Regions from separate parts of the Homo sapiens genome. Here region 2 is linked to region 1. A link is a loop called in an ENCODE intact Hi-C map of the cell type or tissue named here. Cell type or tissue: Caco-2. All regions are shown on one strand.

Region 1 (8,000 bases):
AGTAATTTAAGCCAGGCATAAGTGTAAGCAGCAAACAAAACAGCATGTTTGCCAGTGAGAGTTAAAAAGGGAATTAAAGTTGGAGTTTGCAGGAGGAAATGATAGGAAAAAGAATGGCTGCATCGTAGTGGTCAACTATATACTGTTTGAGACTATACCAGTTTTACCTTGTTGACAATTTGATGTAATTTTAGGGAGTATTTAAGATTGCTATGCGCATTTTTTTTTCAAATAAATGTTTGCTTACCAGATGTTTAGAATATAATTATCTGGTCTATTTAATTCTTGTGCAACTGACTAAAGGAAAACACTGTATCTGTAGTGCCAGGTTGGGAAATGGCTGAGAGTTTAGAATAGAAAGTTCTTTTCTTAAAGTATAAAAGCAATAGACCTATGTAACAGGGTAGGAAATAAATCATTAAAAGTATTTAGATTTCAGGTCAAGTTATAAAGAGTTTTGTTAAATTAACTAAACTGTTTAGAATTTATTAAGATATACAGAATAGATTTTAAGAAAAAATGTTTCATAGAGTTCAACTGTCTCTGATGGTGGTGCATATGTAGATTTTTACTTTTAGCCAATTTTATGACCACTTAACTAGTGAAATGAAATATTAAACTTAAAACAGTCATAAAAAGTCCATTTGCCTAGTGATTTTGTGCCAGGAAATGCATGTGCCAACTGTACGTACCCAACTCATGGCTTCTTGGTTTCTCTGGATCATTAATCACTGTAGAGTGAGAAAAGAGTTTGAGCCTTTTAGAAAGCATGAAAAGGAGAGTAATATTAAAGAGATAGTGATTTAAAACCTGTCCAAGTCATGGATGAAGCCAGAAATTTTCCTGATATGACCTCATGATTTCATATTAAATTGTTATATAATTCTGGAATTCTAAAGCATTACATTCTGCAATGTAGTGTAGTGGTGAAAACTAGGAAAGGCCCACATTGTGATATATCTAGATTATTCAGAGTGAGATCAGAGAGAAGCCAGCAGGAACAGCATGGCCTCTGATGAATGCTTTCATCCATTCTCAGTTTTTCAAGACATACGAAGACTGTTATTGGATATGTAGAAGTTCCTGTAGTGGGCTGCTTTCACAGGATAATGGAAACTGGATAGGAAGCTGTTCAGAAGTTCAGCCTCCCAGAATATAAACTGCCAAAATATTAAATAATTTTTTTAGTCAAATCTGATGAAATGATTAGAATTTTATTTTACATGCTGTTGGTATTTTTACATATGAATTTTTCTTTTTAGAGATCATGAATAAAAACAACTCAGTTACAATGTGTTGTTTACCTTTTTAGTACACTATAGGAACATGATTATAATGCATGCTGCTGTTAACATGAAAGTGGTTCAATACAGTGATATGGGAATTGGAAAGACTCATGTGGTCAGATTTTCAGTTTGATCTGTAGTTTATTGATGTATTTATAAACATTACAATAAATTTGTGTAAATAAATGTGCCATTGCTAACACAGTTTTAAGAATTACTAAATTTACTGAAGTCACCTTAATTTTATTTACTATCACATGTTAGCCACAAAGAATAGATGTCTGTTTGACATATTTAAAATCTATAATGCCTAACTTTACCTCCTGTGAGAAGGAAAACTCCCCCTTTCTTACCCAGCTTCCTCCTACTTAAAACAGACATTCACTAAAATTAGAACAAAGTCATGAATATTTTTGACTCTATCCAGTTTGGTGGGTTCTTTTTTTAATTCAACACAATTTCATGCTGCCCTCCTGCTCATAACAAGAATAAGATGAATGGATTCATCTTATTGATGAATGTATTAAGATGAATAGATTCATCTTATTGGCGATTTTGTGCCAGGAAACTCACATGCTAGTTGTCCCTTCCCAAATTAAGCCCCCACAGGACTCAGTAACACTCCACTCCTGCCAGTTCCTTTAGTGCAATCATAGGCATTAGTTTTGCTACCTACAGTAGGTAAAGGTGCCTTATTACCCAAAAGTAACAACAGCTTGAGCCTTCCTGGAATGAATCTCTGCAGCTAGTGTGTTTGAAGCTCCACCTGTGACTCTTTCTTCAAAGGGGGCTTCTAGTCAAGGATTCCTAGCTACTTATTAACTATGCTATAGCTATTACTGTCACAGCAAACTTTCTGATGTCCTGGCCTTCTTTATTATATTGATAAGATTATGGTATCCTATTAAATAATCATATAAAGCTTCACAACAGCCTTCTTCCTCTGTGTTATTCCACATATTACTTAATAACTAAAGGTCAGAAGTAGTATTTTACTAATCTTAACAGTGAACCACTGTGATGCACACATCCTATGACAGAGAATGAAAATACCAGATACTGGCTTTCTCAGCCTCCTGTCAGCAGGGATGGTTGTTTGAGCCAGTCTAACCAAAGGGTCTTATGGGAGTCTGTTGGAGTCTCTGGGAAAGATACTCCTCCTTAATAAGATGAAAGAAGTCAATGAAGGTCCAGTGCCACTCTTTTCTGCTTGTGGACAGTATTGTGTTAGCACATGAGGCTTGGAACTTTTGCAGGCATTCCCTCAAAGAGGGGGAGGTCCTCAGACATCAGGAGGATGGCATAGTAGAGTGGGAGATCCTGGCTCCTGAACTAGCGTTGGGGCCAGACTTTATTTTACGTGAGAAGCGTAAACCCAAATTGTTTATATGACTTTTAGATTGGTATTCTGTTATTTATAGCCAAAAGCATCCTGATGTAACTTGCTTTCCCCTATTTCACCAAGCCATAAGAAATGTATCCATTGTTTGATTTACTCGTTCAGTAAATTTTATTAATGCTAGTCATGAATGAAAATTTTTATGAAAACCATCAAATAAAGTAGAATATGTTAAACATATTTTAGTTCTGTTGCCTGGAAGACACACATACATCTCTGCTTGTTTTTAGATATATAACAGATTATTTCATTTTAGCAATTCTATTGGTATTTGAAACATAAAGTTTTGGTAATTGTTGATTTTGTAGTTTTGGTTGCCAGCATTGCTTGGCCGAGATGAGTTTTGATGCATGGCCGGGAGGGTGGTAAGTAGTGGGGATATACGTTTGTTGACGAAAAGAATCGAACTCTGTAAAATATTTGAAGAGATTTATTCTGAGCCAAATGTGATTGACCATGGCCTGTAACACAGCCCTCAAGAAGTCCTGAGAACATGTGCCCAAAGTGGTCGGGGTACAGCTTGGGTTTATATATTTTAGGGAGCCACGGGACATCAATCAAATACATTTAAGAAATACATTGGTTTGGTTCAGAAAGGTGGGACAACTTAAAGCAGGGGCTTCCAGGCTATAGGTAAATTTAAACATTTACTGGTTTACAATTGGCCGAGTTTATGTGAAGACCTGGGATTAATGGAAAGGATTGTTTAGGTTAAGGTAAAGGATTGCGGAGACCAGGTTTTTTTGTGCAGAGGAATCTCTCAGATAGCAAACTTCAGAGAGAGAGCAGGTTGTAAAATGTTTCTTATCAGATTTAAAAGGGTGTCTGGCTCTTAGCTGATTATCTCCTAGATCTGGAAAGAAAGGAAGGAAAATAAAGGGATAAGGGGATTATCTATATAATGTGGATTTTTCCCACAAAAAACTTTACAAGGCAATTTCAAAGTATGGCAAGGTAATATATTTTGGGGTAAAACATTTTGATTTTTTCCCTTGTTATGCCTGAGTAAGACTGGAAAGTAAGTCACAATATACAGGGTTAAACAAAGCTCATGTGATGAGAATTTATGGTTTGTAGGGCATGACTCCCTAGATCCCTTAGAAAGGAATTTGGGCAAGATAAAAAATTAGAGCTTAGCCTTTACTTTCTTCCATTGGGAAGAAAAGAAAGGTTCAATTCATTTAAATCATCTGCCAGGCAGTTTTACCAGGATTACCTTTCTTTCTAGAATGACATTGAGAACTAAGTAATTTTTTAGGATGGCATTGAAATCTAAATAACTTAAATGAAGCTTTTGTTTTGAATGTGTTATCTGACTTCTGAACAGAGCTGAAGCCCTGAGCTGTGTGAAGTTGACAGTTTCTTTGGCCAGGAGAAATGGCTGGGGGCTTTAAGGTTATCTAATCAATCACTTACTGACATTAATGCAATTGGTTACCTAAATTGGATATCCTGTTGATGTGTACTATTTCTAATACCTCAGCAAATTTACATTGCGTTAGGCTGCTAGATATCCCAGATGTGAGCTAGGAAGCGAATTTCACCTCTAGTACTTTTAGTACCCTTAGGTCTGCTGAAAATTGAGGAATTCCTTTGCTTAAATTAATAATTACATTCTAAAATTATCTAAAAGATATGCTTTTATAATGGTAACTTCAGTAGAAAGAAATTCAGAATTTGGAGGGAGCTTTAGGGTTTTGAATCTGCTTTGTATTTGGTGGAAAAGCACAAATGAAATAAATCACATAATAATCAGTTTTGAACCAACTTTGAAATGGCACTTTGCAATAATAATAGAAAAGATATGCAAGATGAACCCTCTGTATCTCATAGTTGGTAACTTTAATAGATAATTTGACTTCCATGCCTTCAGTTGTTCTTTGTCTTGGGGCTAAGTATCTGTAAATTGTGCAGGTATTTTAAAAGAGAAAGGCAACATTGTAAGACCTGGGGGAAAATGAATTAGCTGTTGTATTTATTATATATGTCATTTAAAAAATATGGCTTTTCTCCATTTATTTCATATAACAAATCTTACAGAAAATATTTTCCTTATGCTTGAAGTCAGATGTTTCTGAGTGTTACACTGTTGTGTAATGAATACCAGGCAGGGACATATTATGTAGCCAAGAATTAAAAATGTTCTTCCACAATGAAAATAATGTCAAAACTATATCTTTAGAAATGCTGTTACTGATAATCTTCAATTATTACAACCAAGTAATATGGTATAGTAAGCGAATTCCAAGTAAGATTATTTAGGCCTTGATTTTGAATGGAAAATGGCCATTATTTGTGTATTTTTTTAGTCAAACACAAGTTTGCATCAACAAATAGATGTTCTGAAGTAAACTTTTTATATGGAATCATTTTAGATTTATTGAAAATTTGTAATAACAGTACAGAGAATTTTCCTATCTTTTTCACCCAGCTTCTCTGATGTTAACATCTTATATGGTATATCTGTTGAAACAAGAGGTTAATTTTGGTGCAATACTATTAACAATGGACTTTATTCAGACTTCACCAATTTTTCCACTAATGTCCTTTTGTGGTTCTAGGATCCAACTGAGAATACCACCTTGCTTTTTAGTCATTGTATCTTCCTAGTCTTCCTTCATTTTGTGATAGTCTTTTCTTGCTTTTCATGGTGCCTTTGAAAAGTACTGGTTGGACATTTTGTAGAATGTTCCTCAGTTTGGGTTTGTCTGATGTTTTCTTGTGATTAGACTAGAGCTGTAGGCTTGGGGGAAGAATACTGTAGAGGTGGAGTACCCTTCTCATGTCAGAGGTTCATGATATCAACATGGCTTATCACTGGTGATGTTAATCTTAATCACTTAGTTAAGGTGGTATCTGTCAGGTTTCTTTACTGCAAAGATGCTGTTTTCCCCTTTACATTTACATACTCAATCCACTAAGCACAGCCCACACTCAAAGGCTGGCTGTTGGGGGAAAGGAATGAAGCTCTACTTCCTGGAGTGCAGACTATTTATATATATTATTCATACTTCTGTGGAAAATATTTGCCCCTACTCCCCATTTATTTAATTAGTAATTTAATAATATCAATATGGACTCATTGATATTTATTTTAATTTTTAGATTATAATCTGGTACTATCATTATTTTGCTGCTGAAAGTAATGGCCAGCTTTGGCCATTGGGAGTTTTCTTTTCTTGAGACAGGGTCTTGCTCTGTCATCCAGGTTGGTGTGCGGTGGTGCGTTCACAGCTCACTGCATCCTTGACCTCCTGGGCTCAAGCAATCCTTCCGCCTCAGCCTCCTTAATAGCTGGGACTATAGGTACATGCCACCTTGCCTGGCTAATTTAAAATAAATTTTAAAAGACAACAACTTTTTTTTTTGTAGAGAAGTGGTGGGTATCGCTACATTGCCCAGGTTGGTCTTGAACTCCTGGGCTCACGCCAACCTCCTGCCTTGGCTTCCCAAAGTGCTGAGATTATAGGCATGAGCCACTGCGCCTAGCCTGGGAGTGCCTGAAGGTTGGCTCTTATGTCCTTTTGACATACTACCATCTTTTTTCTTTTAACCACTTATTTTTTTGGCACTTTAAATTCTCCAGGTTCATCTTGTATTTTTCCTTGCCCCATCCCTAGACTCAGCATTTCGCTAAGGAGCCCTAGATCCCTTTTTTTTATGAAGAATGATGTGAGAAACTAAAATCTAGGCACTTACTATGCTCTGTATGAGTTTTCCATTGCAGCTTATACTACAAATATAGAGTGGTTTAAAGGACACAAATTTATTATATAACAGTTTTAGAGGTTTGATGTGGGTTCTACTGGGCTGAAATCAAGGCATTGGCAGGACTGGTTTCTTTCTGTAGGATTGCTACGGGATCTGTTTCCTAGCCTTTTCTAGCTTCTAATGGATGCCTACATTCCTTGGCTTGTGGCCCCTTCTTCTGGCTTCAAAGCCAGCATTGGCTGGTTGAGTCCTTCTCACATCAGTACTAAGTCATCTTGTGCCTCCCTCTTCCACTTAAAAAAAATTTATTTTTAATTTTCATAGGTACATAGTAGGTATATATTTATGGGGTTTCTCTCCCACCTTTAATGACACTTATGATTACATTGGGCCCACTAGAATAATCTAGGCTAATCTCACTACCTTAAATTCGTCTGATTAGCAATCTTAATTCCCCTTTGCTGTATAACACAGTGCCTTCACAGTTCCAGGAATTAAGATGTGGACATCTTTTGGGGGATGATTATTCTGCCTACCATATGTTAATTGCTACTGGGATGTCTTTGATTATAGGTCCTCTCAGTGTGCAAAGCTAGGAATGTACTTAGGAATCAGTTTTGCAACAGGAAGAAATATCTCAGATAATAGCTCATTTAGAAAATTGGTCAAATTTCCAATCTCATATAATATGAAAGATGAGTTTGGTCTCTCTCATGTTAACATGAACCCCAAAATTGTAACATGACCAAGAAGCCTCATTGTCAAGCAAGAATTTTTACTGTCTGCATGTGTATATGATTATGTTTGTGGAGTCTAGTGAAATTTGTAGTACAAGTGGTTTCTCCATTTTTCTCCACTTTTTGGTGTGTCAAGTTTGAAATTATATTTAGAATTAAGTTTGTTAGAGTATTATGTAATTATTACTTGCTCATATTTTATACTTTGATTTCTATCTTGTATTTTCAGCACAGTCACATTTGAAACCTAATGATACAGGCATACTACAACAGGATTGTTGCTGCAAAAATGTCATAAAATTACCTGTCATCAGAGTTTTTAAAAGCCTTCGTGGAAATTAATCATCTTAGAAGAGGGATGTGGAGAGCATTACCCAGTTTGTAATGTGAGTTCAGAAAAGATAGATCTTCCTTAACTTTATCTATCCAGCATTTAGCACCCTAATAAAAGTTGAAATTCTGAAAAGTATAACTACTTGTTACTTAACTCCCTGATTTATTTGTATAACTACTATTAATTATGGACAGATCCATACTCAGTAAATACAGTATTTTCTTATGATCTTTGTGATAAAAGTTTATATAAAATTTGCATCTGTTCCTATTGTTCATTCTCATTTAATAGAGGCCTATGGGTAGCATTTCTGTGGTTGCATCCACATCGTTTATTCAGGATTGAAAATAATGTCGAAGGAGCAGTTGTCTGTCTTTCTTCCGCCCTGCTTTTTCTTCTGGTGTCATATTCATAGTGCCATAGTAGATGCCATATTGAGTTACTACAAGGACAGCAGTGATAAATTTTACCCTATTGTTGAGATTGAGTTATTAGAGCATTAGGTGAGTAGTGCTGATGTTTTCATTACTCAG
Region 2 (8,000 bases), 86 kb before region 1:
TACTTATATTTATAACTGAGTAACATTCATTCTGATATAAGGAAATTACTATAAACAAAAGCAAGAGTTTCTCTACTGCAAACGTATTTTAAAGTTTTATGCAAAATAAAATGGTTTTTGTAATTTGGCAGTAGAATCAGGATCCAGGAAATGAGCAGCATGTGGTCATGCTTGCTTTCCTTCTTTAGGAAGGTCTTTGGGTTCCTCTAGCCATCTTTGAAACTTGAATACCCTATGTGTTACAAAGTGTGGGGGAAAGGAGCTGCCCCTTACCTGTTTTTTCTTGGGTTGGGATCTAGGCTGTGATTTTGCCCTTGCTGTTCACATTCTGGCTCAGGGAGAAGCAGAAGCTCCAAGGACCTGGCCAGTGTTAACATTTCAGCTGCCCTCTCTCTCTGGAACTTTGTAGAGGTGGCATGCATATTGGGCTCTCACCTCAGTCTTTTGGCATTCCCTTCCTAAGCACTATGACCCAGCTTCCTGAGTTGCCCTGTGCATTAATCCATTCAGTACTCAGATGTTTCAGGTCCCTGGGCCCGTAATCTGTTTACTCCATGAACCATCTGATGAGCCCGGTGCACTGTTCCCAAACTCTGCTTTCTCTTTTTTTCTCCCATTTGTCCTGTTCACAGGCTGAAAAACAGAGTGGGTACTCTCTTCTGGGAAGCTGGCAACAAATGGATGATGTGATATATGCATTCCAGGGGAAGGGAAATTGTGGTGCTTCTGAACCCATGGTCAATTAACGAGGCAGTTTCTAGCTACTGCACGTACTTCATAAAGCAGGACTCTAAAAGCTTTGGGTAAGTCTTTGTAATGATTTAGATGCTTGAGGTTTTTGTCTTGCTTCATATATCTGAACACAAAGCTTTTTGAATTGATCATAGTTTGTTCCTGTTTATGTTGTATTGTTGACATGTTCTATGCTTGTTCTATAACCTTTTCATTGAAAAATAAGCATTCATTTCTATTGGAGGGAGATAAATGTCCTTTTTTAGAAAATAAAATAACACATTTCTGTGAAAGAACAAACCCAGCATTTCTGTTTGGCATTTGGTTGTGTGATTCTTTTTGGATCTTTATTTTAAAGATTAGGTACCATTTTGTTTAGAGTCGAAAATATTAAATTTTTTGGAGGTTATCCCTTACACTTTCTGCTGCATGCAGTAACTTGCTTTTGTTTGACATAGGAGCTTATGTGATACCATTAGCTAGTATCCTCCTTTTGAAACAGTGAGGGTTTGGGGAGTCCAGCGGGGGTTCATCTGTGTGAATAACTGACAACTGATTCTGGCCATGTCCTCTCTCATCTCTAGGCTCATGATCTCCATCTGCCCAGTGTTCATCTGCAATCTCTGGCTGCCACCTCAGTCTCAATTTGATTAAAACTAAATTCATTCTCAATCCCATATTCAGTTACCTGCCAGGTTATGTCTGTCTCTGTTTATTTAATTGTCCAGGCTTGAACCTTCTTAGATAATTTCGACACCCTCCCCCTCAGCCTTTTTCTATTGCTGCTGCTTTTGTAATGCTTTTGATGTTTTTTCTCCTGATCTTTATGCTTGCGTTACTTCAGTAGTCTACTAGTCGGTTTCTGAAATAATAGTCTCCATTTCTTGTGTATGTGATATGATGAAGAATCTATTATATCTGGCTTTTGTCTTCGGTTCCTGACAATGAGCTTCAAAAAATCTTGGGATTTCCTTATAGATGTATCTTTTGTTATTCATAACAAGAGTCTCTTTTGACCACACCTGAGTTTATCCTAATAAGGTGACTCTGGGTGGGCCCTTAGATAGTTCAGGAAAGGAGCTGTCCACATCAGAGAGACCTTGGAACTTTTAGCCCCATCCCCTGGTCTCTGGGGAGGGGGCAGTGACTAGATAGCAGAGCCCAGTCATCTGGCTAGTGATTTAATCACTGATGCCTAGGTCATGAAGCCCCATATAAAAACCCTGGAATAGCAGTGAACATACTGGTTTGCTAGGAAGATGACACCTGGATTTCTTCAGGGGAGAGCAGGGAAGCTTTGCATCCCTCTGCCCTCTTTCCTAGACCTTGCCCTTGCTCTGTGCACCTCTTCCATTGGGCTGTTCCTGAGTTGTAGCCTTTATAATGAAACTGTGATTGTATAGTGCTTTCACTGATTTCTGTGAGAATCGTTGAAACTGAAGGGAGGTTTTGGGAATCTCTGAATTTGTAGCCAAGTTGGACATTAGTGTGGATAGCATGGGGATAACTGAAGTGAGGGCAGTCTTGTTGGAAACCTTGCTCTTTAACTTGTGGGATCTGATACGAACTCCAGGTAGTGTCAGAATTGAGTTGAATTGTAGGACACCTAGTTGGTGTCAGAGAATTGGTCTCAGAGTGCAGTGTGCTTACCCTTTGACAGGCATTGTGGTATGTGCGCTGCATGCATTATTTCATGTAATGCCCACCATGGTAAGACCTAGATTTTTTTTTATTTGTTTCTAGTTAGTTTTTGGTGTTTTTGTTGTTGTTGGTGTTTTGTTTGTTTGTTTTTTGAAACGGGGTCTCACTATGTTGCCTCCACTTGTCTTGAACTCCTAGGCTGAAGCGGTCCTCCTGCCTCAGCCTCCTGAGTGGCTGAGACTACAGGTGTGTGCCACCAGGCCTGGCCCAGGTCTGATTTTATCATCTTTGTTTTACTGGTAAGGAAAGCCATAACTTGCCCATTGTCACAGAGCAAGGAAGTGTTGGAGAAGTCAGTGCTTTCTGACTTTAAAGCCCTTTACTTAACCCTTTGGGTTGGGCCAACTATCTTCCTTGCTGTAGACATTATTACCCTCCTCTAATCTGGCTGCTGTGGACCACTTTTTCTAAATTAAACTTTTTTTTTTTTTTTTTTGAGACGGAGTCTCGCTCTGTCGCCCAGGCTGGAGTGCAGTGGCGCGATCTCGGCTCACTGCAAGCTCCGCCTCCCGGGTTCACGCCATTCTCCTGCCTCAGCCTCCCGCGTAGCTGGGACTACAGGCGCCCGCCACCACGCCCGGCTAATTTTTTTGTGTTTTTTAGTAGAGACGGGGTTTCACTGTGTTAGCCAGGATGGTCTCGATCTCCTGACCTCGTGATCCGCCCGCCTCGGCCTCCCAAAGTGCTGGGATTACAGGCGTGAGCCACCGCGCCCGGCCTAAATTAAACTTTTATCACATCATTTTTGAACTCAGAACTTTCAGTTACTCTCCATTACTGTAGGATAAAACCCATTATTTGCAGGCAGCCATTCAAGGCCCACTGGAGTCCAATAGGCTCAAATTAATGCTGTCCCAGTCTTTATATACAACAAAAGAAAACAAGCACCTATTGTGTTTCTTGGATGGGGCACTCAGTTTGTATCTCCAGTAAGTTGCACTGGAGATGAAAGTGTATAATTGGAAAGTTAGAGTATATGAAAAGAATGTCCGTATAAAAATAACACATGCTGACCAAGTCAGTAGTACAGGTGATAAGATGCTTCTAGAGTTCAAAAGGGGCACAGCTTCACTAAGCAGGTGTATCTTGAGCTTAGCATTGAAGAGATGGTAGGATTTTGAGAATTGTGACTGAGGGGAGGACCCTTCTGCTCAGGAAGACCATGAGTGAACTGGAAAGGCAGTGCTGATGACAATGAATACTTAAGTTTATCTGGGGGAAACTTCTGAAACCAGGGTCTATTCCTTGTCCCCAGACAAGTTGAAAGTTGCAGCATAGTCTTTTAACTGACAGAGCTTGTGCTAAAGCTTTGTCCTTTGAAGCTAGAGTTGTTTAGAATGAACCAAAATCTATTTCGGGGCTAGCCTGCGTGATAAGGTTGGGTGATTATGTTATAAGAATTACCTTTTTTTGTGTTACGTGAGCTGATCAAAGGAAATTTTAAACTATAAAAGTTCAAAAATTTTTTGGTAGTAGAACATGAGAATAAACATATTCAAAGTAACCAGTCTGAATAGGGAGCATTCTTTAGCATAGATAAGTTTTGGTAAATAGATAGTTTTAAAAAGTCTTCTTTGTACATGAACTCACATCATTATACCCAATCTCTTGGTATTTTTTAGGGTTAGAATCTCTCCTGACCAGCTACTTGGGAGTGCCAGCTACTTGGGAGGCTGAGGCAGGAGGATTGCTTTAGTTGCTCAGGAGTTCAACACCAGTTTGGGCAACATAGCAAGATCCTCTCTCTTAATAAAAAAAGTCAACTTGAATGCTATATAAGTAATATTTATACATTTATATATTTATAAAAAATATATGAAGAACAGATCAGAATTACATTACTCAGAGATAGTTGATAACCATGTTTATTTTTATTATGCTACTTTTATTTATGTCATTACCTATACAATTTTGTAACCTACTTTTTTCACTTTATATTATTAGGATTTTCCCATGTCATAAGATTTTTTGAAAACATGGTTTCTATTAATATATAAACGTTATCATACATAGAGATTTCTTTTTTTGTTTTCTCCTTTAATTAAAAACAGAGTCATTCATTATTTTGTAAGTTGCTTTCTTCACTTCACGGGTCATGTCTACCTTTCTGAATGACTGCTTATGTTAATGTATAGTCAGCCCCTCTGTATCCACAGGTTTTGCATTCATAGATTCAACCAACCATGGATCAAAAATATTTGAAAAAGAATTGCCTCTGCACTGAACATGTACAGACTTTTTTCTTGTCATTGTTCCCTAAACAATATAACTATTTATATAGCATTTACATTGTATTAGATACTATGAGTAATTTAGAGATAAAGTATTTTGGAGGATGTGAGCAGGCTATATGCAAATATGATGTCATTTTATATAAGGAACTTGTGCATATGTTGATTTTGATGTCCTCAAGAGGCCCTGGAACAGATCCCCCATGGATATTAGATGACTGTGCTTCACTTTTTAAAAACTGGTTGCATAATATTCCAGTTATATGGCTATGCCATAATTTAACCATTTCTCTGTTGATGGACGTTTATACTATTTCTAATTTTCACATACAAATAGTGCCTCCGTGAGCATTTTTATCTTTTCTTACTTTTATGAGTACTTTTGTAGGATAGATTAGAATGAAATTATTGTGTAAAAATGTATATGTGTTTTATAATTTGCCAGCCATGCTGAATTTGCCTTTTAAAAGGGCTCTATCAGTTGATTCTCTTAGCAATTGTATGTTTGAGGCCTTATTTTCCTATGCCCTCACTTTGCTGGATACTATCATTGTCAAATATGAAAAAGTAATTGGAAACATGGTGTCATGCTACATATTAGTCTGATTTCTTTCCCTTTTTTTTTAGTGTTCATTTTTGTATGTGACTCTTGATTCTTGGCCCATTTTCCTATTGTAATTCTATAATGTTTTCATATTTTACATGTAACTCTTTAATTCATCTGGAATTTATTTTGATTTTATGGAATGAAACTGCTTGATTCTGGAGGAGATTCAAGGGCTAGTGGGTCTTGAAATTGTGTGTCTGGAAAAATTTAGAGGATAAAAATAAATTTTGCTGCCTTTGGAAAGTAGTTTGTCTCAAATTTATTTAAAAACTTAGTTTATTATTACCCAACTCTATAAAGTATGTTGGGGCAATAAGAAAATCTTGCCAACAAAAAGACCCCTTCTTACCAATGTAGAAGAGAAAGAACGCTCTGTTTTTATTTGCATGTCAGATACGTGCAGATAGGTAGTTTGAGACTACAAAATTTGAGCAGAATTTAACTCATACAGTGAAACAGACAAAACTTCTCTTGTATTCTTGGGGCAAATGGATATACCCTGTGATAGTTTCCTGTGCACCTGATGAAATTCCCGAGTTAATTTCAGTGGTGTTTGTTTGCAGTGTCTAGGGTCAGAAGGCCTATGACCTTGTCATTGTAAATCTGGAGACTAGGATAGTATCTAATTCCTGACGAAAAGGCTTGGCCTATTAGGGTTTTTTTGTTTTTGTTCTTTTTAAATTTTTATTTACTTTTTGTTTTATTTTTTACATAGAGATGGAATTTTGCCATGTTTCCCAGGCTGGTTTCAAACTCCTGAGCTCAAGCAGTCTGCCCACAAAGAGCTGGGATTACAGGCATGAGCCACCATGCCTGGCCAGGCCTGTTAGGTTTTTAAAGAGATCCTCTGTGGTAGGCTGAAAATGGTTCTCTAAAATATTCAAGTCCTAATCCTGGAACCTGTGAAATGTTACCTTGTATGTTAAAAAAAATGGTTTTTGTAATTAAATTGAGGATCTTGATGTCTAGGGCACTTATCCTGGATTATGTGAGTGGTCCCTAAAAGCAATCCTGTGTATGTTTATCAAAGTGAGGCAGAGGGAGATTATACGTACACAGAGGAGGAGGAGGCAGTTGGACCAGGAGGTAGAGATTTGAGTGTTAACGGCCACAAGTCAAGGCATTCCCACAGCCATCAACAGCTGGAATAAGCAAGGAACAGATTCTCACCTGGAGCCTTTGGAGGGAGTGTGACCTTGCTTTTGTTCTAATGATACTGCTTTCAGACTTTTTTTGGCCTCTAGGAGTGGAAGAGAATAACTTTCTGTTTTAAGCCACCAAGTAACTTGTTACAGCAGCGATAGGAAACTACTGTACACCCTAAAGACAAAAGGGCTGTGCCCCTTTTATTAAAACAAGAAAGATTCATTCATTATATTTACTATGTTAATTATTGTGAATAGCACTTAATTCTTATCTACTCTTTGCTAATCACCGTTATTTATTGGTTCTCAGTGTTGAATAACAGGCTAAACACTCTACCAAAATGACATTAAAATGAAAAGTTAACCTCAATAGTAAAGTTAATAAGGAAATATTTTGACTTTTTTTAAGCCTGGAAAGTGAGTAATTTAGAATCATTTATATTATTTTGAGATTTGCTTTTGAATTGAGGACAATAAAGTGTATTTATTTCTCTTATTAGTGAAGTGGCATGAAAGAACAAAAGTCTTCTTTAACAGAAAGAATTTCAAGTCCATTGCATTTTGTTAAAACTTTCCCCAAATTTTATTTTTTTCAACCAAGTGGTAGATTATATAACTAATGTTACAATTAATTTTTTTCTGATTTTTTTTACTGACATATAATTTCTTATATTTTTGATAAAGTAACTCCTTAGAGTTGTCTAGATGAGTTGTATTTTTTCAGTTTGCTGACAAACTATTTTTCTTGCTTTATTAAAAATGATTAAATTTCCTAATTCTGCTTTTACCTATTTGATAATTCTTTATTTTATTAGAATTGTTAGGACTTTGTAAATTTTTTCATAAAGAACCAAGCTCATTTTAAAGTTCCGCTGTTTTTTCTGTGTTTTCTTTTTTTCTTTTCTTTTCTTTTCTTTCTTTCCTGCTTTCTTTTTTTTTTCTTTGAGACAGGGTCTCACTGCCACCTAGGCTGGGCTGGAGCTCCTAGACTCAAGTGATCCTCCCACCTTGGCTTCCCAAAGTGCTGGGATTGTAAGCATGAGTCAATGTGCCTGACCCTTTCTGTGTGTTGTTATCTAATCAATCATTTTTACTGTCATCCATATTTCTATTTTTGTTTTTTAATCACACCTTTTATTTTAAAAATTTGACTGCTTGATTTTAAAATTTGCATTGCTTAGTTTATGTTCTGTTTATTTAAATACTATTTTAGAAACTATTTCAGTACAGCTTTGTATGAATCCTGTAACTTTTGATATGCGATGTCTTTATATTTTTTCTAAATATTCTGTTGCACTGGTTCTAAACTTTGGTGAATATCAGTCTCAGCTGGCAGGCTTATTAAAAATGCAGATATTCCAATTCTACTTAACACTGGGTATAGGGCCTGAGCTTCTGCATTTTTAACAAGCTCCCCACCCCCTGGTAATCTGGATTAACATCAGCATATGGGAACTACAAGTCTTATATATTTTTAATTTTTTCATTAATTCAACAGTTATTTAGGAAGGCTTAAGAATTTCAAATCTTTAGGGTTGTTTGTTTTGAATTACTCTTAGTTTTATTGTATTATAATCAGAAGCT

What was found. Peaks named below come from ENCODE experiments on the same cell type or tissue, not always from the same donor. Only the 100,000 strongest peaks of a DNase experiment are listed, where the experiment ranks them.
Region 2: it touches region 1 in a loop (2.8-fold over the local background); 3 of 110 quality-filtered maps call a loop at or near these places.

What each region holds. Positions count from the first base shown.
Region 1 is chr2:30,545,131-30,553,130 of GRCh38, forward strand. All of the region lies in intron 3 of LCLAT1 (lysocardiolipin acyltransferase 1), which reads left to right. Among named protein-coding and RNA genes, the nearest start is that of LCLAT1, 100 kb to the left of the region's middle. In Caco-2, no CTCF peak of the experiment used is centred here; a DNase peak (open chromatin) is centred at 4,041.
Region 2 is chr2:30,458,920-30,466,919 of GRCh38, forward strand. The region is part of intron 1 of LCLAT1 (lysocardiolipin acyltransferase 1); the gene reads left to right. Among named protein-coding and RNA genes, the nearest start is that of LCLAT1, 16 kb to the left of the region's middle. In Caco-2, no CTCF peak of the experiment used is centred here; no DNase peak of the experiment used is centred here.